3 separate regions of the Mus musculus genome follow, and regions 1 and 2 are each linked to region 3. A link is a loop called in an ENCODE intact Hi-C map of the cell type or tissue named here. Cell type or tissue: heart. All regions are shown on one strand. Region 1 holds the start of Clec4g (C-type lectin domain family 4, member g). Region 2 holds the start of Ctxn1 (cortexin 1). Region 3 overlaps Cd209g (CD209g antigen).

The links. Hi-C counts contacts between places; a loop is a spot of excess contacts. Peaks named below come from ENCODE experiments on the same cell type or tissue, not always from the same donor. Only the 100,000 strongest peaks of a DNase experiment are listed, where the experiment ranks them.
Region 1: a loop joins it to region 3, with 3 times the contacts of the local background. A loop is called at or near these places in 12 of 42 quality-filtered maps.
Region 2: it touches region 3 in a loop (6-fold over the local background); 7 of 42 quality-filtered maps call a loop at or near these places.

Annotation. Positions count from the first base shown.
Region 1 is chr8:3,715,420-3,723,419 of GRCm38, forward strand. Clec4g (C-type lectin domain family 4, member g) reads right to left here and starts at 5,232. Exons shown (of 9, transcript NM_029465.3): 1 at 5,172-5,232; 2 at 4,057-4,167; 3 at 3,349-3,402; 4 at 3,141-3,203; 5 at 2,923-3,027; 6 at 2,319-2,408; 7 at 1,998-2,146; 8 at 1,775-1,890; 9 at 652-1,137. The coding sequence starts at 5,226. The coding sequence ends at 996. Gm16553 (a long non-coding RNA gene) reads left to right here. Exons shown (of 5, transcript XR_003947358.1): 3 at 3,143-3,275; 4 at 3,365-3,489. In heart, a CTCF peak has its summit at 3,305; DNase peaks (open chromatin) are centred at 2,102, 2,332 and 3,312; H3K27ac peaks cover 490 bases.
Region 2 is chr8:4,255,379-4,263,378 of GRCm38, forward strand. Snapc2 (small nuclear RNA activating complex, polypeptide 2) reads left to right here. Exons shown (of 5, transcript NM_133968.1): 5 at 103-842. The coding sequence ends at 428. Ctxn1 (cortexin 1) reads right to left here and starts at 3,896. Exons shown (of 2, transcript NM_183315.2): 1 at 3,673-3,896; 2 at 2,268-3,269. The coding sequence starts at 3,251. The coding sequence ends at 3,003. Timm44 (translocase of inner mitochondrial membrane 44) reads right to left here. Exons shown (of 13, transcript NM_011592.2): 11 at 6,530-6,619; 12 at 5,134-5,244; 13 at 4,353-4,877. The coding sequence ends at 4,758. In heart, a CTCF peak has its summit at 3,063 (motif pointing left); DNase peaks (open chromatin) are centred at 3,093, 3,503 and 3,913; H3K4me3 peaks cover 2,121 bases; H3K27ac peaks cover 2,566 bases.
Region 3 is chr8:4,135,686-4,143,685 of GRCm38, forward strand. It overlaps Cd209g (CD209g antigen), which reads left to right. Exons shown (of 8, transcript NM_027343.3): 5 at 225-311; 6 at 543-694; 7 at 1,102-1,214; 8 at 1,576-2,022. The coding sequence ends at 1,717. Among named protein-coding and RNA genes, the nearest start is that of Cd209g, 5.0 kb to the left of the region's middle. In heart, CTCF peaks have their summits at 4,547 (motif pointing right) and 6,239 (motif pointing left); a DNase peak (open chromatin) is centred at 4,586; H3K27me3 peaks cover 1,036 bases.

The DNA of each region.
Region 1 (8,000 bases), 420 kb before region 3:
TATTCTAATGGACGTTGATCTGGACACTTACAAAGTATCTCTGTTCTGGTCTTTCCTGGTTCCCTCCTCAGACTTTTAATGTTAAGAACTGTTGCCTTCATTTCTCCTTCACATCTCTGTCCAGGCACTAGACAAAGGCCTTCTTTTCTCTCTCCACCTTAGAGTTACACAAGTTGGACCATCAATGCAGCTTGGGGTCTTTTAGTTAAGCCCACTGGAGATGATACTCTGATGGTCATGCCCAATGATCCCTTCCAGCTGGAAAAAAACAGATTGGCCATTGTCCTGATTCCATAATGGCAGTCAAGGTTGCCTCTTAAAATTGAGGTGTATGATTTAAATAATGCATAATGAAGAGATGAGAATTGTGGAAAAAATTCAGTATTAAAGGTAATCAGCCTGATAGAGACCCATATTATCTGAACCTCCTCCTTCTTTGTGCCAATTAGTTGTCATGTCAGAGTGTAAAACTGAGCTTCCACTAATGGGGTGAGATGCAGTCATCACTTATATTATAGATAAAAGACAGAGGCCACTGAGTAGTCGCTAGCCCAGTTTTGGTTCTAGCACATCCTTCCTGGAAAGTAAATTACAAAGTATGTTCCTTTGTGGGTTACAGAGATCATTCTTTTCCAATACAGATCTGGAGGATAGGTTACTTTTTCAAACATTTATTGATGCTCTCTCTGTGTGTGAAGAAATCTCCAAGTCAGAGGGTAAAATAGGGGGATGCAGGAAGATGGAACAACTCCAACACTGTGTCTAGGAAACAGGCAGTGGATCAGACCATCAGGGTTTAGAGCAGTGATTTTGAGACTGACAGGTTAGATGGAAGGTTTAAACTGTCTTGTGAGTTAGAGCTGGGGTCACTAAAGCATGCACTGGTCAGGCTGAGTGGCTCTTATTAATGGTGCATTAGGAAAAACAGCCTTGGTAGTGGGCTCAAGGAATAGGAGCCACCCTTCTGATTCACCCCGAGGCAATGGGCGCTAGGCTTAGTAGCAACTGCTCCTCTTCTCACAGATCCAGCCATCTCTCTCATTGGTACATGGTGCATCATTCCACAGCCCCGAGTGCAGCATCATGATACAGTCCTCATGTCCTCTGGAATCATTGGGCTCTCCAGAGTTCCAGTGGCTGTGGTAGTTCAGTGGGAGTGTTACTGGGACTGAGGATAGACCTAGGGTCAAGCTTCCTTTCCCAGGCCTTGCTTGTTTGCTTGGCTCTGCTCTAGACATTCTGAATGCCTACATTGAGTTTATATCTGCAGTGTATATTTGTACGGACCCAGAATTTAACCCTTAGTTAATTCCCAGGGTCTAGCATATCCATTCTTTAAATGTTATTTCAGGGGCTGAGGATATTTCTCAGTGGAAAAGAATGCTTGTTATAATGCTTTGTTGTACAAAGACCTGAGTTCAAATCCCAAGTAGTCACATAAAAAGCTCTGTATGGTTGTGCAAGTGTTTATAACCCAAGCAGGGTAAGGTTTGGAGACAGGAGAGCCTCTGAGGTTTTCTGACTGTTAGTCAACCTAGATCCAGGTTCACCGAAAGAGCCTGTCTTAATGGAGTAAGGTAAGGAATGATAGACTAGACTACCCAGAGTTTCCCCCTAGTCTTTGCATGGGCATGAATGGACCTGTGCAGTGACATATGCACCAAAACATCAACACCAATCTTCTCTCAGGAATTTAGTCTTTAGATATCCAAAAGCATTTTCCACAGGGTCTAACTCAACCCTCTTCAAATTTTTCATGGGGCCTTCTCCTTACCTGAAGTTGAGTGAGGCTCCATCTACCCACCGGTAGCCTTGAATCTTGTTGAGGTGGCGAACTGCCCTCAGACCCAACCAATAGCCCCGGCCACGTGTGTGCTGACTCAGGAAGCCCTGGAAGGAGTGGGTAGACACATCAGCTGGCCAAGTCTGCCAAATGTTCTGGGCCACACCAGTTCAGGCAAACCCCGCTTCTCCTCTTCCAAGTCCCAGCTGAGCACCTGCTCGTTCAGGCCTCTGACAATCACCAGATGGGCACCCTGGCCTCCACAGTAGCTTTGTGCTGTATCCCATGTGGCCTGTGTCTCAGAGAAATAGTAGCAGGAACCTTGGAAGGGTAGCCATGATGGTGGGCACTGCTCACAGGAGCCTGTTGGGTGGGGAGGGTCAGAGAGATAGACCGTTATAGGAAGGGACCATTGGAATTTGACGGATGGTGTGGGGTTCCAGAGAAACAAGGGAATGTCTGGTGGAAAGAGAAGCACTGAAAACCCTCAGCTGGGTCCATTCCTCCCCCACCCCTCGTCCTATCTCTGGCTCACTGTTCTGGCGCTTGACAGCTTCCAGTGCCTGGAACAGCTCACTGCGGATGTTCTCACGGTCTCTGCTTGCTTTAGCCAAGTCCTGGGTCACTACAAGGTCAGAAGAGTGGACATTTATAGTTGAGGTTAAGACCGGGACTTATGTATAGGTCAAAATATATATCCATGGTCAGTTCATGGTGTCACGGTCAAGAATAACATCAATTTGAACGTGGCGGTTTCAGTTACTCCAGAAAGCTGAGGTAGAGGAGGATTGTAAGGTCAAAGCTAACTTGGACTACACAGAGAGTTTAAGACCATCCTTGGTAACTTAATGGAGCCTGTCTCAAAACATAAAATGAGTGCTGGTAATAAGGTTGGTATTAGAGTACCTGCCTAGAATCCCCCAGCAAGGGTCTGGGAGAGCGACTCAAAGGTAGAGCACCTGCTTAGAATCCTGCTTTGAGGGTCTGGGCACGGCTCAGGTGTGGAAAGCCTACCTAGCATTCGAAGTCCTGGGTTCAGTCACCAGAGACCTGAGGGTCCAGGACTGGACTACCAAGAAGCGGTGTGGCTATGATTAGGGATGAAGGTCGGGGACCAGGGGGTTGTGTTCAGCTCTCACCACGCTCTTGCAGTTCTTTCAGGATGCTCTCCTGCTCCATCAACTTTGCTTGTATGTCCTTAAACTCCGCCAGTGTGGTTTGCAACTGCGCTTTTGTCACGGAGCCTATATGGGGATGGGGCAAAAACCAGTCTTGCCCCCACTTGCCTCTCCCAAACCACCTGCCCCATTTCCCAGCCCCTCAACTTTCAAGTTTTCACCAAACCCCTCTTTCTTACAGCAATTCCTGCAGGCTCCGATATCATCCTTCAGGGAACTCAACGTCATCTTCTGCTCTGAGGCTGGAAAGACCCCACCCACCACACACAAACCAGTCAACCCGATTGCAGCGGCCTCAGCTATTCACTACCCAGGTCCTCCTCCCTGGCAGTTCCTCCTCCCACCGCAAGGGTGCGCTGCCGCCCTGCGCTGCAGCTCCTCACGCACCATTTGTCCTCAGCAGGTCCTGGTGGCTGAGCAGCACCCTGAGCTTGCTGGAGGCTGCAGAGAGATGCAAGCATGAGTTGTGAAGCCTCCGCCTGCTCAGAGTGTGTGAGGACACGTACGTTGTTATCCACGGAGGCACAGGTATGTCCGGGTATGGACAGGAGACATACAAAATGCATAATACAGTGCCAAGCACCAGTGGTCCTCAACCTTCCTAATGCGGTGGCCCTTTAATATAGTTTATGTTGTGGTGACCTCTAACCATAAAATTATTTTCGTTGTTACTTTATAACTTTAATTTTTTTGCTGTTTTGAATTTCCATTCATAACATAAAAATCATATCATACAATCCATATGATTTCCGATGTCTCAGGCAAACCTGGTGAAACCCATGGGAACCATGGTTTATACTCATTGCTATCCAGGACCCCATGTGGTGCACCGCATAGGAAGCAAGTTTGTGCCTTACCTGCCAGGCAGCATAACTTGTCCCTGTAAAGGGATCACTCCGGTGGAGCGATGGTTCAGAGATGCTGTTCCAGAGAACCTGAGTTTGGTTCTTAGCACTCGCACCCACATGCAATGGCTCACAAGTGTCTCCAACTCCAGCTGTAGGGGATCTGATGCCATCTACCCACTGTGGGCACTTGTACACCCGCGGCATACCCTCAGACACAGACATGTACACATGAAAATACATCACTCACCACTGGACAGTAGGGTGCTCAGAATGAGAGCCCATAGAACTGTGGCCACCAGCAGAGCCAAGACCAGGAAGAAAAGTCTTTGTTTGTAGCACTCCCAACGTCCCAATTGCCCTAGTAGAACACAGATAAATTCTGGCTCTCTCCAGGACAGAGGTACAGACAGCTTAAGTACCCTCCTACCACCACACAACATAGTTAGAATTTTTTTAAATTTAATTTTAAAAATTAAAAAAGTCTTTAATTGGCTATTTTATTTTTTTACATTTCAAATATTATCCCCCTTCCTGGGTTTCCCTCCACAAACTCCCATCTCATTCCACCCCCCACTGCTTCTATGAGGGTGCTCCCATACCCACCTGCCCACTCCCACCTCACCACCCTAGACTTCCCCTACATTGGGGCACTGAGCCTTCACAGGTGGAACACAGACTGAAAGAAAGGCCATCCAGAGACTACCATATGCAGCCACCAAACCCAGACACTATTGCAGATGCCAAGAAGTGCTTGCTGACAGGAGCTTGAAATAGCTGTCTCCTGAGAGGCTCTGCCAGAGCCTGACAAATACAGAGGCTGATGCTTGCAGCCAACCACGGAACTGAGCATGGGGATCCCGATGGAGGAGTTAGAGGAAGGACTGAAGAAGGAGCTGAAGGGGTTTGCAACCCCATAGGAAGAACAACAATATAAACCAACCAGACCCTCCAGAGCTCCCAGGGACTAAACCATCAACCAAAGAGTTCACATGGAGGGACCCATGGCTCCAGCTGCATATTTAGCAGTCTTAGAATTCTTATGCCAGTGTAACCAGAATCTATGTAACAAGGTGTCTGTGGCTGGAGTGATACCTGTCCCCACACAGGTTTTCTGGGGGAGACTTGGGTGATGCTGTTTCTCAGTCCAGGACCCAGGACCCAGCCCTTAGGACCCTGGGAAGTCCTCACTCCAGGATGTGATGTCCCCATGCCTGTGCTGCGGGCACCACCATTCCACAGTTCTGTCCATACAGTGGTGTCTCCTGTATGGTTTTGCCGTTTCTTCTCCCCAGCCCTCCCAAACTGCAAACATTAGAACAGAAGAACCCATGGAGGACGATGGGGTGATTCTCTTTCTCCTACCTCTGGAGACCTCTTCAATTGCACTGCCCAGCTTGTTGTATTCACCAGTGTTCATGGTGGTGGTGGCGTCCAGCCCTGGACAGAGATATAAATTTAAGTCTCCACCCTAGCCCTATCCTATCTCCCTCCCTCCCTCCCTTCCTTCCTTTCCATGTCGGTGGCCTCAATACTTTTGTGTAGGAAGCCAGCTAATGGTCAGTCGCAGTGCTGGGCAAGGCTAGGACTGTGAGGGGCAGATCAAACCTCTGTGGCTTGATCATTGTAGCTGTGTTTCCTGCACAGAAGGTGTGACGACTCATCTTTTGGTGTCTATGGAGGCATAGACCAGGAACACAGCACCCATGCACAGATAGGAGACATACATAATGTATACACACAGTGCCAAGAAGATATGTGTTTGGTTTATACCAGTGGTTCTCAACCTTCTGTCTCTCTCTGTGTAAATGTATGTATGTGTGTGATTGTGGAGGTCAGAGGACAGATTGGAGTGTTGTTACCCAGGCACCATTTATCTTTTAAATATTGCATTTATTTAGTTATATTGTGTGTTTTGGGTTCTTGCATAGGATTAGAGATCCCTCTAATGTACATTCACCTGACAACGTGTGAGAATTGGTTTTCTCTCTACACCATGTGGATTCTGGGATCAAAGCCAAATTGCCAAACTTGGCAGCAAGCTCCTTTATTCATTGAGCTGTCATGGTGACCCCCATCCACCTTTTTTTTTTTTTGGAAACAGGGTCTCTCTCTCTTTTTTAAAGCTTTTAAAAGTTTATTGTAAGGTTCCCTTTGTTAAATTATGTAATTACTACCTAAAGCAATGTGATATATTTGAAGTTACATTTTTTATTGGATATTTTCTTCATTTACATTTCAAATGCTATCCCCTTTCCTAGTTTCCTCTCTAAAAGTCCCCTATACCCTCCCTCTGCCCTGTTCTCCAACCCACCCACTCCTGCTTCCTGGCCCTGGCATTCCCCTGTACTGGGGCATATAATTTTCGAAAGACCAAGGGCCTGTCCTCCCAATGATGGCCGACTAGGCCATCCTCTGCTACATATGCAGCTAGGGACACGAGCTCTGGGGGTACTGGTTAATTCATATTGTTGTTCCTCCTAGAGTGTTGCAGACCCCTTTAGTCCCTTGGGTACTTTCTCTAGCTCCTTCATTGGGGGCCCTGCGTTCCATCCAATAGATGACTGTGAGCATCCACTTCTGAATTTGCCAGACACTGGCATAGCCTCACAAGAGACAACTATATCAGGGTCCTGCCAACAAAATCTTGCTGGCATATGCAATAGTGTCTGGGTTTGGTGGTTGTTTATGGGATGGATCCCTGGGTGGGGCAGTCTCTGGATGGTCCTTCCTTCTATCTCAGCTCCGAACTTTGTCTCTGTGATTCCTTCCATGGGTATCTTGTTCCCCATTCTAAGAAGGAACAAAGTATCCACACTTTGGTCTTTCTTCTTCTTGAGTTTCATGTGGAAACAGGGTCTCTTAAAGGCTAAGTAATATAGGCTGGTCTCAAAGTCCGTGTCCAGGATGGTCTCTATGAGCCAGCATTGGAGAGCAGAACCCGCTGTCCTTCAGCAGGTAGCCCAGATAACTTACTTTTCTCTGGCAGATTTGGGCCTTCGTGGCTGAGGCTCTGTATCTTAAGCCTCTCAGCTCCTCTAAGAGGAGTTTAGTCACCTCTGGATAGTCCTCCTCAGTCTTGGGTCCCAGGTTTTTTCACAGGCAGGACGGGAGTATTCCAAGCCCATTGGCATTTCCATAAGATCCCTTGTTCCAGGAGCCTGGTAATGTGGGGCCGGATTCCGTTCTGGGCCTCCCTCAATATAGGATATTGGCACACAGACACCAGGGAGGCTTGGGCTCTGAGCTCCATATGGATAGGGGACTGGTTGGTGGCCCTCCCCATCCCTGCCATCTCAGGCTAGGCCTGGGGAAAGGCCTAGAATCACCAGTCTAGTTCCTGGGGTGCCCTGTCCAAGGTCTCAAACAACTTGTATTCATCCTCTAACCCGAGAGTCAGGACTCTCTGTAGATTCCTTCCGGGTCGCTTTTCTTTCTTTCTCTGTCTCTGCTCCTTTTCCTCCTCTGTCTCCCTCTTAGGGTAGACTTTCTCAGCAGCCTGCACTAAATCCCTCAATGATTTACCCTGTCTTTCTAGCCTTTGGCACTTTTTCCTGATATTTCTGCTAGCCTGGTCTATAAAAGCCATAGTCACAGTGCTGCTGGGGTCATAGGGTGTATATTGGCGCTCTGCTCTCTGCTTAACCTCATGTACCTTGGTCAAATGTGTGGGTGGTCATGCAGCCCCCTGAGACAGTGGAGCCTGGTGGTGGACCTTCAGGTGCCCCTTACCTTTTGCCATATTAAAGTCCCAGTCAGGTGTCGTCAGGGAGTAGCGGGAGGCTACTTAAAGCAGCTTTTGTGAGGGCCTAAGTCTTGGGAAAGTAGGGGAGAGAGGCCTGTCTCTGCTATCAGCACTTGTACACCTTTCAGAAGTTGTGTTCACATGAAAGAAAAGCTCACTGTGAGTTGGCACATGAATTGAGACCACAAATTGAATAGGAGGTTGTAATAGGGGATGCCTACGTGCAATTATCTGGCTTGATATTCACCATTTGTGTTACAGGGGCATGGAGAGTTTAAGACTAAGCCATCCTTGAAGTTTTATTTAGACAAACTCAGTCAATATCTTATCTCCTGCTTTTGCACTTGGCATCCTGTGGAGTATATCTTCTTTATGTCCGTCTGGTTAATGGTTTCTGTAAAACCCCTTTGGATGTGCCTTCAGTTTTAGAAGTCTCAGAAACAATTAAG
Region 2 (8,000 bases), 120 kb after region 3:
AGCTACTAGGGAGGAGAGGGCTATACTGTGTTTGTGTTGCGAGGGGGTTGTCTGGGGGATGTTAAAACCTGTCCTCTCATTCTTCTCCTTTCCTTCTACCAGAGTCAGCTGTGGTCCTTAACCTGCTCATGGCACTTCCAGAGGAACTGTCCCACCTGCCTTGCACGGCCCTGCTGGAACATATGACCAAAACATATGCTCAACTGATGGCTCCCCAGACCGCTCTCCCTGGAGAGAAGAGGCCCAGGCCTGGGACTGAAGATGGAGGGACTGGCTCCACAGGGCCAGAGGAGCCTGACCAAGCTAGTCCTCAAGCTTCTGAGCCCATAGAGCCGAGGCTGGCCTGGAAAGCAGTTGGGATCTGCCCACTGAACCCGTTCCTGGTACCCCTGGGCCTCGTGAGCCAGGCCCCCAGCCCTTCGAGGTGAAGAGTACAGCAGACGAGATGTGCTGAGTTTTGCCCAGAACATCAGTCCAGCACCACTGGTGTTGGAACTTGATTGTGGACTTCCTGACACAGTGTTCAGCCATAGGCTAAGCCTTCAGATGCTGTATACACCAGCAGCCTTAGAAAGTGAAGCACAATTGTGATGAATGAGGGCTGGAGAGACGGAAGGCTCTACACAAAGCAGGATTCCTGCACTGGTAGATTGGGGCAAGTGTCTCTAGCCCACTGTGCCTATTCTCTGCCATAATAGCAGCACATCATTACCCCTTTGTGTGTGGCTCTAGCATCTGGATCCCCCCCAGCACACTCTCCCCACCTCAGTGGACCTCTGGATGGTTCTCTTCACCTTTTCCTGGGGTGTCCTGTAACCCTCAATAAAGCTATCATCTACCTAGCTGTGATTCCCCCTTTGACATAAAGATAAGAGTGGGGGCTCTGAAATGACACAGTTTGGGAGCTGGAGTGAAATGCCAGGGGAGATAGTGCTGTCACTGGCAAAAGCTGGTACCTGGGCTGGTGAAATAGCTTCAGGGGTAAAGCACTTGGTATGAAGCCTGGCATCTGAGATCAAATCCTTGAAGTCATGTAAAGGTGAGGAAGAAAAAAGCCCCTGAAAGTTGTTTGGCCAAACACATGCTATATAAACATGCATGTACACCTATATCATGCACTCACAAACTTAATGGCAATTTACAAAGCTGTTTTCTGGAGTGACCTTAATCTGGCATAAGGAGCTCCTTGGTGACCATGTGGATGGTTCTTTGACAAATGTAGATGGAAGAGAAAAGCAGGGCTGGTTCTGTGGGGATGGGTATTAGGGGCAAGTTTTCTATAGATGACTGAAGTTGGCCGTGTGGCCCACTTGATGGAGCAAAGCCCTGGTTCCATGGAGAGGACTGCCAGGGGGACTAGCAGAGAGAGGGCTGGAGGAAGAAGGGAGTGTCTCTTGAAACTGGGGCTGGAACCTTAACCACCCCGAGAAATACAGGGATGAGGGAGGCAGACCTGGAGGAGCTTTAGGATAGTGTGGACTACAGAGCTGCAGGGAGTGGCTGCGGTTATGGTTGAACCCCAAGACCACTTACCCCTTTATGCTGTAGTTCTTTCCACAGAAGCTCCACCTGCTCTGTGGGTATGGAGTACTGCACAGGCCCGGGGAGCTAGGTCTCTTTGGGGAAACAGATGCCCTCCCACCATAGCACCCTCCCCCAAGCCTAACAAGTTGAGAGTAAAATTTCTGTTCTCTGAGCTGTGCCTTCGCATGGCTTTCCTTTTATAGAAAAGCTCAATTCTCCCCACACACGTTGCACACGGCTCCCTGAGGATCTCAACACATCTCCCAGGCAGATTGTGGAGCCAAGCCAGCCCACTCCCTAGTCACAGCCTCACAAAGCCAAACCCACAGCTTCTAAGACACACTGGATGGGGACAAGAGGGACCAGGCTCAGGAGTTTGGGGGTTATAGGTATGGTTTTAGAAAATAACCTCTAGGCTAACTCCCCATAGTCCCCCCCCCCCCCGTGTGGGGTTGTCTCAACTATACCATGGGGGAGGGGCTGGAGGTGGTTACTAGCCCCCCACCTCCAAAGCTACTGAAGGGTTGTGTATGAAATTGGGTGTTTGCAGGATTAGGCAGCAGTCAAAGGCAAGAGCAGATGTGGGTTTTGATTCCAGATCAATGGCTTGGGGGCAAGTTATTTTAGCGGCTTGGACTTCCAGTCGTCCCCTGGCTTGTAGAATGGGGGATCCTAACAGGAGCTTGGCTTGTTGGCTGTTTGTCACAAACCCTCAGAAGCAAACAGGCTAAGAACAGGACTGGTTAACTCAGCAATCTGCTTCACATGCAGTAAGCACTCAATAATAGCTTTTATTATAATTGCCACGGTTCAGAGGCGGGGAGGTGTGAAAGGCAAGGGAAGGGCATGGGGACAAGGGGGACATGGGAGAGGTGGGACAAAGGAAAGGCACTCTAACCTGTGCTGGGGCCGAGTCTGGGAAGGGGATGAGCCTGCTTGTACTCCCGCACATAAAGTGCCAGATATTATCAACACAAGCAGCAGCCATGGTGGGGTTTCTGGGTCTGTCTCTGAGGCAAACTGTACCGTGCATTATAGGTAGGCAGCGTCCAATGTGAGTCGAAGAAAGCCTGCCTGCCAGGGCCAGGACTCAAGGAGTGCACTGAAATTGAGGATGACCATAACAAAGAAATAAGAGATAAGAGGTGTCCGCATTTCCAGGAAAGAATGTAGCATGCCTGGTAGTTGGGGAAAGCTGAGGTTGGTGCGGGGTCCTTCACTCACCAGGGACTCAGTGTTGAGGGATCAGCAATGAGGATAAGTATGTAGAGAGAAGGGGACAGGGTAGATAAAGGCACCAGGTGGGGTTCTGGCCTGGCCAGGAAGGAAGATGGGTAGCTAAGGTAGGTAAGGACTGGACTTCTCCGAACGCCCTCAACTTCGAGCTAGGGCATCTAGGCATAACCCTGAGCACAGTCCAGGCTGGTGGCACCCCTCCACGGGGATGACCCTAAGGACCTGCCCCGACTGGTTCCCCATCACACCAACGCATAGTCGAACTGCCCGCGTTCGAGCGCCTCCTTGTGGTCGGTCCAGGACGAGGCGGGCATGCGGCTGTAGGGGTCTAGCAGTATGCGCACACAGCGCACCATCAACAGAACCAACACCACGAGCAGGCAGAGCACGAAGGCGAACACCGTGCGTTGCTCGACGTCCAGGCCCGCGCCCACCGGGGGCCCCGTCGACGGCGGCAGCGGCTCCGGTGATAGTGTCCACGCCGAACTCATAGCTCACATCGCCGCGCTCTGAGGAGAGAGGGGTACCCACCCCGGGGTCCGCGGGGATGAGGCTATGCCCTTCCTGCACCTCCATCCACCCCTTCTGGAGTAGCCCCTTTGCTGTATCCCACAGCATCATCTCTGTCCGTGTTGTCGTCTCCGGGCTACGCCCATGCCCCGCCTGTGCGCTCCGCCGCCACAGCCACGCGGGGACTCAACTCCAGCGGTGCGCGCAGGTGGGGTCGCTGAGAGCCGGGACAGGTCAGCTTAGATCTGCCCAGCCCGCGCACAACAGGTGCGATCGCGCTGGGACAGAGACCAGAGCTGCACTGTTTGAACTGGTCCCCGCCCCGCTCCCTTTGTTCTCCAAGGCCCAAGACCCCCCTCCCCCACCGTAGCCGACTCCCGGGCTACAACGCGCCCCCCTCACCCTTGGTCCTAGACGGGGACCGGCCGCCCTGCAGCCCCTCTCTCTCTCTCTTTCTCGGAACTCGTGCGCTGCTTTGCTCTGGTCTTCCCGGGTGGCAGTGGTAGCGGCGGAGGCTGTGGCAGCCCCGGCTCAGCCCACCCCACCCGCCCCTGGAGCGGTGGAGACCGAGGGAGGAAGGAGAGCCGCGCGCCAGCCCAGCCGCCGCGGCTGTTCCCATGGCGACGAGGGCGGGGCTGCGAGGGGGTGGTGGCTGTGTTAGGAGCGGTGCCTGGGCTTGTGACCCCGCCCCGGCCTGCCTATCGGAAGGCTGAACCTTCCCACCGCTGTGCCAGCCCAGACAGCCTCAGCTTCCAGCTCCTAGAGCACCCAGGACCTCGCCAGGACATGGGCATTTACGCCTCTCCCACGGAAGCCTCTCCTAACCTCGGTGTCTGTATCCGTATTCTTCCCGGGCAACCCCTTACCCCAGTCTCTGTTAGTTAAGCCCCGAAGCCTTAGGGAACCCCGAATTCAACTGAGACCCCAGACAGCTGGGATGCTTATTCTTCCCACAAAAGGGCAGGGTGTTGGCCCGAGAAAGCAGCACTCTCTCTGGCTACAATCCTTCACTGACCTAGGTCTCTGACAGGCCCTCAGTCCCAGCCTTCCCAGCAGAGAGGTACACTTCAAACCGTTCAAACTGCTCTTCTGCGCTTTGGTGTTTTATTAGGTCCAGATCTTAGGCTTATGTACAGGAAGTAAGAGCACTGATTTAAAAACAAAAACAAAACAAAACAAAAGGACCTAAAGTGGCTTGGAAGGCAATGCCAGTGGACTACTTAGAACAGCAGGCCAGGCCTCACCCGACAGGAGTCCTGGGCTGGGGCCTTCTGACACTGCCAGCAACCCCTGTGACGGACGCACTGGGAGACAGTCCCCATCCTGCTAGACACCCCAAGCTCTTCCCTTGTCCAGCTGGTTTCACAGCTGCCCTGAAGAACTTGGGGCAGAAGCTTGTTCACAGCTGTATCAGATGTGGCAAAGTGTCTCTGTGTGTCTGTCCCATGATGGTCTAGCCTCGAGCTGCCTAGACTCCATTGCTGCCCTCAGAGGATCTGCTCTGTGCTGGAGGCTGAGATGTCCAGAAGGCGCCAGGCAGCATAAGGGTTGAGCTCCTCCTGGTCTCTGCAGAGTGCCCACACGTACAGCATTCGCTGCACCTTGTCCTGTGAAGACCGGGCAGGGTGAGGGGTCAGGCTTGGTGGGTGTACAGAAAGAAGGGCTACTGAGGGGGACAGGGAAGGGGTTCCCGGGCTGCTGGCTCTGGTCAGTGGTCAGATGAAACGGTGCTCTGACTTCAAAAAGCTCTCAATTCGTACTTGTGGTGCTTCTGCCTGGCTCTGTGCTGGGGAGGCGTGCAATGCACAGGGCCCTGTATGTGAGAAGCACTCCCAAACCTCCATTCCCTTGATTACCACTCACCGGGTCACCATCATACACCTCGCCTTTGGAGTTCTTGATCACCATCACCACCTGGGCCTGAAAGGTAACGATCAGCACTGGGCCCTGCTCCATCATCTTGCCCATGGCCAGCTGCAGGAAACACACAAGTACAGGCCTCAGAACTGTACACCTCCACCCAATGCTCACAACCCTGGAGATGAAACGCCCCAAAGTTGCACTCTGTACTTGTCCTATAGTCTGACACTTTGCCGTGCTAAAGGTATGGTACCACCCTCCCCGACTTTAGAGGAGTGATTTTTTTCCAATGAGCTCCTTCTCATGGGCAACTCCAGGCCTTCAACTGTGGGATTTCTCTGTTCCCAGACTGGGTCCATGCAGGTTCATAAAACCAAGGGGTGAAGGAAGGCAGGAAGTTGGCTCCACTTTGCCTGCAGCTCCTACGAGGTAAGAAGTTCTGGTGACGGAAGCTGAACTGCCTGTTAGGGGCCCACGCTGCAGAGGCAGGGGCACCACTGCCAGTGGAGCTCAAGGGCTCAGCACCTGCCCAATAACACAGGATCCTGGATGCAGGATGAGCTGCGTCCTGATAAACACGCTTGAAAGTATCATGGAAAACTCATTAAAACACCAAATGAAATAAGCATCCTAGCCAAGTACAGGTAAGCAAAATTAGCTTCATTTTGTAATTAATAGGTAATGCAAAGCCTATTTTTATTTTGATACAGGGTCTCAGGTAACATAGGGTGGCCTTACTCACAATATAGTTATGAATGGCCTGAATCCCACTGCCTCAGCCTTCAAATGCTGGGATTATAGGCATGAGCTACCACACCCACTAACAAAGAGTATTTTACAATAAAGTCATTTAGCTCAGATTACCCTTAAACTCATGGGATCTTCCTGCCTCAACTTCCAGAGTGCTTGAATTCTAGGTGTGTCTCTCGATGCCTGGCTCACCGCATAGAATTTTGTTTTTATTTTTCATTTTTTGTATGAATAGCATGTGTGCTAATATGTGCACACAAACACAGACCAGCCCTCTCCTCAAAACCAACCAAACATCAACCAATCACTCAAGCCACATTGTTTGGCTGGAAATCACTTACACTTCAAGCGCAGAAATACGGAAAGCTTTGAGAGGCAGGTCAACAGTTTTGTTTGTTACCATCCTAGGAATTCAAGCCGGTGCCTTACAAATGCTAAGCCAGGACTCTTAGCACTGGCATATCCCCAGGCCTTGTCTTACTTTCTCTTTTGAAACTGTGTCACAAAGTTACCTAGATGAGTGTGGAACTCACTCTGTAGCCCAAGCAGCCCTGCCGTGAGTATGGGGGATCGGCAGGTCTGGCTTCATTTATAGGCTATGTCAGCTGCTGCTTCACTCTGACTGTCTGCTTCCTTGGGGATGACTTACGTCCACATTGCTGATGTCCAGAATTCGGGAGTGGAACTGGAAGCCCAGAGCCTTGGCCTGCTGGATAGGGTGGGCCAGCTGGCTGTAGGTCTGCAATGAGAGGCAATATGCCCATGTAGTCAGCCACTGATAGGGGTTGGGTTACACCCAGAGGTATAGCCACTTTTATATGCCCTAACACCCAAACTGGCAGAAGCCAAGAGCACAAGTCCAAGCCCAGAAGGATGCCACTCTTGGCTGGCCAGACCTGCACACTTCTCATTATGGAAAGAGCCATACGTCCAAGTAGGATCAGTATTAATCAGTGTAGTGGGTAATTCACAGCATCATCCGAAGTACACTCCCAGGGTAAGCTGGGGGACTCTTGGCTGATCTCTACTGTTCCCAGATTCACCTCCCCTGGAATCTTGGCCTGGATTCAAATGCCGTTTCTAGGATTTGTCCCAACCCTTTGGGCTGCCCTAGAACTCACAGCTTAAGTAGCCTCTCTCACAGAACATCCAACGTGCCACCCTCCACTGCCCCAAGAGCCTGGGGGACATGTAGCCACAAGGAGAGCAGTTTGAGCTTGGAGTCAACTAAGACAGGAAATGGCCTGAAGGCATTTCTGGACTTCAGAAATAACAGATGCTGAACAGAAGTGGGAGTGGCTCGAATAAGCAGTAGTGCTAGGTTGGGGAGATGGCTCAGTGATTAAGCACTTTTTGCACAATTATGATGACCTGAGTTCAAATCTCCATAATCCATGTAAAGTTGGGCGTATGTAATCTCAGCATTCCTGAAGTGAGATGGGAAGTGGGGACAGGAGCTCTGGAAACCCTTGGCCAGCCAGCCTGGTGCACACACAGTGGTGAACAAGATACCCTGTCCCACACAAGATAAGAGATGAGGATCAGCACTGGAGACTGTCCTATGGCTTCCACACAGCATTGTGGCACAAACACATTATACACACACAAAGGAGTGCCAACCCTACCTGGTGGGTTTCTGCTGTTTATTGCTATAGAGATAAGGGTTTCATGTAGCTCAAGGTAGCCATGAAGCAAAAAATGAGCCTGGGGCTGGAGATCCGGAGTTCAATTCCCAGCAACCACATGGTGGCCCATAACCATCTATAATAAGATCTGGTGCCTTCTTCTGGCCTGCAGGCATACATGGAAGCAGAACACTATATACATAATAAATAAATCTTAAAAAAAACAAAACCATGAAAAAACGATGTCTCTGCTGCTTCTCCTTCCCCAGTGCCAGGATGGTAGACATGGTCTCCACAGCTGGTGTGTCAGTGCTAGTGAGCAAACTCGTGGCTTCTGGCACATGAGGTAGAAGTGCCATGCCCCACACCCAGCGCTTCCTCAAGGCAGCATTTTACAAACACCTTACTGGAAGCCAACTACAATTTCAGCTGTGTTCTGGGGGTACCAGGCTATTCTTGGATAGAGAAGATCAGCCAGGACTTCGTGGTTCCAAA
Region 3 (8,000 bases):
CTCTGAGGTTGTACGAGGCGGGTAACCATGGGCACAGGCGTGCTGGATGCATGGCATGATGGGGGAGGCCAGAGACCTGTTGGGCCTAACAGAGTCTGAGACTCAGTGCTGTGGTCTGTGAAATGGGGTCCTGGGGTCAATATGACCACCAGTGTGATTTCATGGGTCCAGCTCTGGAGCAGGCACGCAGTTGATGCTTAATTGTTGCCAACCTCTCCTTGTAGTTGCCGTTCCTCGGGAGCAGACACACTCCGGCTTGGAGCAGATCCAGCAGATTCAGCAGCAGCTGACTCAGTTCAACGCCTCGCTGGGTGAGACTCCAAGGCCTGAGTTAGGACAGAGCAGAGGGGTCATCAGATGGGTTGGCATCCACCTTCTAGGGCTTCCACTGAGGCAGGCAGGACAGAGCACATGCATTGAGGTCTGGGTTTGGGGAGCTCTGAGTGGATAACTGAAAAAATAAGAGACCAGCTCTGGGCTCTAAGGTCCAAGGCAGAAGGGAGAAGAGAAGCCAGCCACTGAACTCAGTGTCTGCTCCGTAGCTGGCCTGTGCCGGCCCTGTCCCTGGGACTGGGAGCTCTTCCAGGGAAGCTGCTACCTCTTCTCCAGAACCCTGGGCAGCTGGGAAACCTCTGCCTCCTCCTGCGAGGATCTCGGGGCCCACCTGGTGATTGTCAACAGTGTTTCAGAGCAGGTGAGTGGGTCCATCTGTCCTGGGCATTGGACTCTAGATGATAGGAAGCTGTGGGATGTGAAGGAGATGCTGTCTGGGAGGGCTTCCTGTGGGAGGAAGCACAATGGAGTGAGGAGGTCCTCTGGGGGAAGAGCAGAGGGAAAGCAGTTGGACCTGCAGGGAGTAGAGAAAGTCTGAGTCATCGTGTAACCCTCCAGAGATACACCTGTGAACTGAGATGTAAATTAACTTATTTCCTCCTGTGTGCCCTTTAACCCCCACCCATGGATGCAATCGTATGCCAGAAAACCTGATTAACAGCAATAGGCCTGAGTTCAGAAAGAACATGCGTGAAGGCAGGAAAGAGTGGGATTTTGGAGGGTGGAGGTATCCTCCTGTCCATCCTCCTGACTCCCACCTCCATTCAGCAATTCCTCAAATACTGGCACATCAGAAAGAATCAGCTCACCTGGATCGGCCTCAGCGATCACAGAAGTGAAGGTTCCTGGCAGTGGGTAGATGACACCCCACTCAAACTCAGGTGAACCCTCAGAGGCATGGGGCAGGGAGATGGCCCTCACTCTAAACACGGTCTTCAGTGTTGGAAAGCACCAGGCACATTTTAAATCCAGGACCCCACATCCCTGGACTTTCTGTCTTTTGAGCCTAAGTCTGAGTCCCCAGAATCTGCGTTTTCACCTTGCTGGCATGGTTCGCGTGGGGATGATGTGGTGACCAAAATGAGATCCCACATTTTGCTAAGCCCTGCCCTGGACTCCTGTCCACTGGCTTGGTCCTCAGACTTTGACTATGAAAGCCCAAGACCCAGGACTTCTGCAGTGAATGAGGAGTGGATGGTTCTGGGCAGGATGGCTGTCTCTGATAACTAGTAATGTTTACAGCTTCTGGAAAGAAGGGGAGCCCAATAATGAAGGGGACGAGGACTGCGTGGTAATGGCAGAAGATAAATGGAATGACAGCCGTTGTACTGCAAACAACTTCTGGGTCTGTGAGCAGCCCTCGGCTCCCTGCCCTGGTTACTGAGGGTCTGTGCTCCCCTAGCCACACAGGCAACTTGGGGGCACTCTGCTCCCGTTCCAGCTGCCTTGTTCATCCCAGTGCCCCTGTTCTGAGACCTCTGAGATCCTGAGAGAGTCCCTGAGGCACCCTACCCTGCAGCGCTTCCCTCTTCCTCTGTGGGTGATTTCAGTTCCACAAATCCCCTCAGTAGAGTCACACCCGCTTGGGGCTGGGGTATAGCTCAATGATACACCCCAGTTTGCCTAGCATGGGTGGCTCTCTGAGTCCCATCCCCAGCACCCAAATAAAATAATAAACTATTAAGTGTATACATGGTTTGATGTGTTGTATTTAGTGGATTCTCTATTTCTGACTCTGTCTTCATTGGTAAAACTTTGGAATGTTTCATGTTAGCTAGTATATTAGTGTCTACAACATCTTTGGGTTGTGAGCAATTTGTTTTATGGTTTGTTTGAGTCTCACTATGTGTTCCTGGCAGGCCTTGAACTCACAGAGACCTGCCTGCTTCTGCCTCTTGAGTGCTGGAATTAAAGGCATGCAGCACTACACCTGGGTGAATATTTTTAAAAACACTGATTTGGTACCTGAACACCCACTGGGTGCATTCTCATTCACATTCATGTTTTCACATTCTCTCTCTTTGTCTGTCTGTCTCTCCCATCTCCACATGCCTCTATTTCTCTCTTCATTCATTAGTTCATTCATTCTTTTATTCACAGACCCCCAAGCATTTCTTCCAGGTTTCTGTACCTAGCATTCAAATAAAATGCCACAGTCATCATCTGGTGGTTCTAGAGCTTAGCACATCCTTTGCTCTCAAAACAAACTTCCATGGAACTAGTGGAGGAATGACCAGCCCTCTGGGCTCCCCAAGGCTACAAAGAGCCACCCAAACTTCAAGGTGCTTTCAGCCACAGGCTGCAGAAACCCAGACCATGCTTCCTGCCCCCCCCCTTTGTCTTGGCTCGACCTTCTGCCTGGTGTCATGTGCTTCTTCCACCTCCCCAATAGGTTCCATGTCCTCAAGGAGCAAGCCAGTGTCACCTGGTGCTCCCCTTACCGTGAGCCTGTTTCTCCTGGCACCTAAGGCCGGGCAAAGGATAAAGAGCCCCTCCCAGCATCTCTCCCTCAGGGACGCTGTCTCCAAGCCCACTGTCTCCCAGCCAGGAAGGCCCTTTTCCTGGTGATGCCAAAGGCTCAGCCTCCCCTAGTATCTGAAACCTAAGGAACCTCAGCTGGGGTCCCAATAGACTCCCCGTATCATCCCCACTACCAGGCCTGTGGCCTGTCACCAGAGATGCCCCCTCGTCCCCCTCCACCGATTTCCATTTCACTCCCAGCCCTCTCCTGCCCACCTTCTCCCCATGCCTGATCACCATCCCCATTCCCCTCTCCCACACACTCATAGGTCCCTCTCTCTATCCATCAAATAACTAGTTAGTTTCCCCTTCTGAGTGAGATCTGTGCACTCTCCCTTGGGACCTTCTTATTATGCAGTTGCTTTGGGTCTGTGGATTATAGCATGATTGTCCTGTACTTTATGGCTAATAGCAACTTATAAGTGTTCTTTCTTGCTCTGGGTTACCTCACTTGGGATGAAATTCTCAAGTTCCATCCATTTGCCTGCAAAATTCATGATGCCTTACTATATAGCTGAATACTATTGCATTGTGTAAATACACCACATTTTCTTTATCCATTCTTCAGGTGAGGGATTTCTAGGTTGTTTCCAGTTCCTGGCTATTATGAATAAAGCTACTGTGAACATAGTTGAGCAAATGTCCCTGTGGTGTAGTAGAACATCTTCTGGGTATATGCCCAGGAGTGATATAGCTGGATATAGAGACTAAAGTGGCCATCTCCTGTGCCAGACAGGACTTCCAGAGGAGGGAGGGGGTGTCAATCCACCCATAACACCTCCAGCTCAAAATGTGTCCTACACAAGTTGTGCAGGAGTAAAGATGGAGCACAGATTGAGGGAACAGCCAACCAATGACTGCCCCAACTTGAGACCCATCCCCTGTGAAAGAACCAACTACTGATACTTAATGATGCTCTGCTTGCAGACAGGACCCTAGCATAACTGTCTCCTGAGAGGCTTCATCCAGCAGTGGATGGCGGCACATGCAGAGGCCACAGCCAAGCATCAGGCAGAGCTTGGGAAGATGCAAGAGTGGAGGATAGATTTGAGCAAGCCTGACGAGTCAAGGACACTACAAGAGGAATTACAGAGTCAACTAACCTGGGACCATGGGGGCTCACAGAGACTGGACCAGGGAGCATGCAGGAGCTGGACCTAGATGCCCTACACACTGTAGCAAGTGTGCAGCTTGGTCTTCATGTAGGTCCCCTATCAAGCAAAACACAGGTTATCTTGGTCTCTGTTCCCTGCCATTGGATCCCCTTCACCCTACCTGGACTATCTGGCTAGGCCTAGTCCGACTGGGACTAGATGTCCCAGGGTGGGACAGTACCCAAGGGGGAGGGGCTCCCATTCTCTGAGGAGAAAGGGAGGGAAAAGTGGCAGGAGGGACTTGTTAGGATGGGACTTGGAGAAGAGGAAGGAGGGGGGCTGTGATCAGGATTTCAAGTGAATAAAAAATTATTGAAAAAGAGAGAGAAAGGAAGAAAAAGAAAGAGAGAAAGAAGGAAGGGAAGAAAATGAGAGAGAGAGAGAGAGAGAGAGAGAGAGAGAGAGAGAGAGAGAGAGAGAGAGAGAGAGAGAGAGAGAGAGAGAGAGAGAGAGAGAGAGAGAGAGAGAGAAAGCGAGCGCTCAGGGAGCTTTTAGACTCTTAGAGGGAAATTCCCCCTCAGTCCTCTGGGTGGCGCCAGACATCACGGAAAGCGTTGCTCTGTTTGCTTTTCTGCCTCTGCCTTCACGGTTACCTTGCTTCACTCGCTGACCTCAGGACCAAAGAGAGAGCCTGTCCCAGGGAAAATCAGCTCCTTGATCAGGAACCCTCTCTGCATTGCCTGATGATGTACCTCCCACCTCGCTGGCTACTGCTTCGTGTGGAGTTCAAAGAATTTAATTTTTTTTAGTATACAGAAGCCTACAGTTACAAAGCCTTGGATACAGCTTAGGAAAACTGCGACTTTAGAGTCCTTGAATATTTGAGGCAAACAGCGATTTTTAAAGAGACTTTGAAGTGTTAGAGAGGCCTTGAATTTTGAAAGAGACTTTGGATGTCTTAAAGAGACTGGAATTTTTTGTTTTCTTCTGTTTTTCAAGGCAAGGTAGCCATGACTGTCCTGAAACTCACTCTGAAGACTAAACTGGCCCCGAACTCAGTTATCCACCTGCCTCTTCCTCCTGAGTACTGGGATTAAAGGCGTAGGCCACCACCACTACCACCACCACCATCCAGGCAAGAGGCTGAATTTCCAAAGTGCTTGAATAGAAAGAAAGAAAGAGAGAGAGAGGGGGGGGGGGAGGGAGGGAGGGAGGGAGGGAGGGAGGGAGGAAGGAAGGAAGGAAGGAAGGAAGGAAGGAAGGAAGGAAGGAAGGAAGGAAGGAAGGAAGGAAGGAAGGAACCTGGGATTTTAAAAGTTGAACTATTTTGTGTTATGGCATTAATATTGACATGAGATCTTGAGGATAAACAAGAAAGATAATGTTATGGTTTAGCAATGACTCTGTTTATGTGACAATTTGACAAAGGTTCCATTGCCCTGATTGGTATTTTTATCAACTTGAACAAGCTAGGGTTATCTGAGAAGAAAGAACCCTGATTAGAAAATGTCTACATGGCTCCCTTTCTCTGAGGGGAAAGGAAGGATGTCTGGGGAGGAGATGAGAAAGAGAAGGACTGGGAGGAGAGGACGCAGGGGAAACTGTGATCAGGATATTAATTAACTAATTAATTAATGAATGAAAAAAAGAAAGAAAATCCCTCCACAAGACTGGCCTATAGGCAAGCCTGTAGGGTATTTTCTTACTCAGTGATTGGTGCTGCTGCTGGGAAGATGGGCCTGGAGTGTATAAGAAAGCAGACTGGGTAACCCAGGAGACAATGTTCTTCCATGGCTTCCGCTTCAGTTATGCCTTGAGTTCCTACCCTGACTTTCTTTGAGGAGAGACTGTGAGATAGATGTGTAGATGAAATAAACTTTCTTCCCTGAGTTGCTCTTGGCAGCGCTGTTTTATCACAGTGGTGGAGCCCTAAGACACCCGCCCACTGTGCTATCTTCCTCCGTGCTGTAGTCATCACCTGACAAAAGCAAAGGAAATGTTCATTGTGGTTCTTCACTTGAGGGTAAAACCCACTGCGGTGCCCAGAATGTCTGCTCACATTGCATTTGCACTTAGGAAGCAGGCAGAATTGAACACATTTTCTTGCGTTTTTTTAAATTCAGGATTAGAGTACAGCCCTTCAGATGGTGCCACCCACCTTAAGAATGGCCCTTCCTGGAACTGGAGAGATGGCTCAGCAGTTAAGAGCACTGACTGCTCTTCTGAAGGTTCTGAGTTCAAATCCCAGCAACCACATGATGGCTCATAACCATCTGTAATGAGATCTGGCGCCCTCTACTGGTGTCTAAAGACATCTATAGTGCACTTATATATAATAAATAAATAAATCTTTTTTTAAAAAATGGGCCTCCCCTGCAAAAAAAAAAAAAAAAAAAATTAAGCTTCTCTGAAATCACTCTCAGACACTCTGATGGCTATTCTTGATTGCCAACTTGACTGCATCGGGATGAACTCCAGAAATGGAGAGCACACTGTGAGAGTTTTGCTTGGTTTGAAGCGGGTAAATCCATTCCTAGTGTGAATCTTTTGAGGTTTTGATCACATGCCTTTCATATGTATCTTGAGACAGGAAGACACATCTTTAATCTGGGGCACATCTTCTGCTGGAAGCCTATGTAAGGACGTGGAAAGAAGCTTTTGCTCTTTGTCTGCTTGCTCCTTGCCTTGCTAGCAAGTCGTCACTGGCATTAAAACCTACTCCTTTGAGGTTCCAATGTCTACAAAAGACCAGCTGAGACATTCAGCCTTGTACACTAAGCAACTACTGGATTCTGAACTTTCTATTCATCGACAGCAATTGTTGGATTAGCTGGATCACACATAGCTATTAATATATAACAATTATATATATGTTAATATATATAGTTTCAGAGAGAGATTTATTCTATTGAGAACCCTGACTAGTAAATATAAAGACACTACCAGACTTGTCTTCTAGGTGATCACAAATTAAGTTGACAATGAAAATTAACCATCATATCAGCCAGGGTCCAAAAAGCCAGATGTGAGCATCCCAAACTATTTGTAGAAAATTCTGTGAGCACAACTAGAGGCTGATGAGTCCGCTCCGCAGGTAAGGGGAGTGAAGACTTGAGCTTGATCCTTGTAAACACATGATGGAGGAAGGGAACTCATATCTACAAATTGCCCTCTGATCCCCACACATGCTCTGTCCCCATGTGCATGCCCATCTACCCACATCCCAAATAAATTATAAATAAGTGTATAAATATAAAATGGCTGGCATATATACACATGTATATAAATGGATCTTTTATTATATATCCCCAGTTTGTAATGATCAAAACCAAACAAGTTAGCATTTCTGGTTTTACATTTTTTGCTTATTTGTGTTAGGAGTTTTACTGGTTACTTTTCTGTGACTGCAATAAAACACCATTACCAAGGCAATCTATAGAAGGAAAGAATTATTTGTCTTGCAAAAGGATAAACATCCACCCATTTCACTTTTTTCTTACATATCACTGTTTAGTGCTGTAGGTGTGGTTTGGTTTAGGTGGACTTTTTTAAAAGGGGTGTTTGTTCTATTTGTGTTTTGTTTGAGACAAGTTTTCCTGTAGCCCAAGCTAGTCTTGGTTTTATAGGCAAATGTTAGAAGACTCTAAATCCATGTTCTTTAAACACATATTTAAAAGTACATTGGTAAGATAAGAGCTTAATAAAATATCAAGTATTTAAGTTCAATTGATGAATGAAATGCTTACTGTAGACCCAGTGATGTGGCTCAGCTGGTAAGGACACTTGCTGATAAGCCTTAAGATTTAAGTTTGGTCCCCTTAGCCCACATGGAGAAAAAAGAAATCTGACTCTTGAAAGTTTTCCTCTGTTCTCCACAATATGTGAGCACCGCTGTGCACACACCACATGGAGAAAACACTCCTGGTACACAAGTGGGTGCACTGCTGATTCTACTAGATCTTTAAAGAAATGACCGTACTCCTCAAATAAGAAGCTTTAAAGTTTTATCCAGGTACCAAAAATAAGAACACAACAACAATCATAAACCAAGCT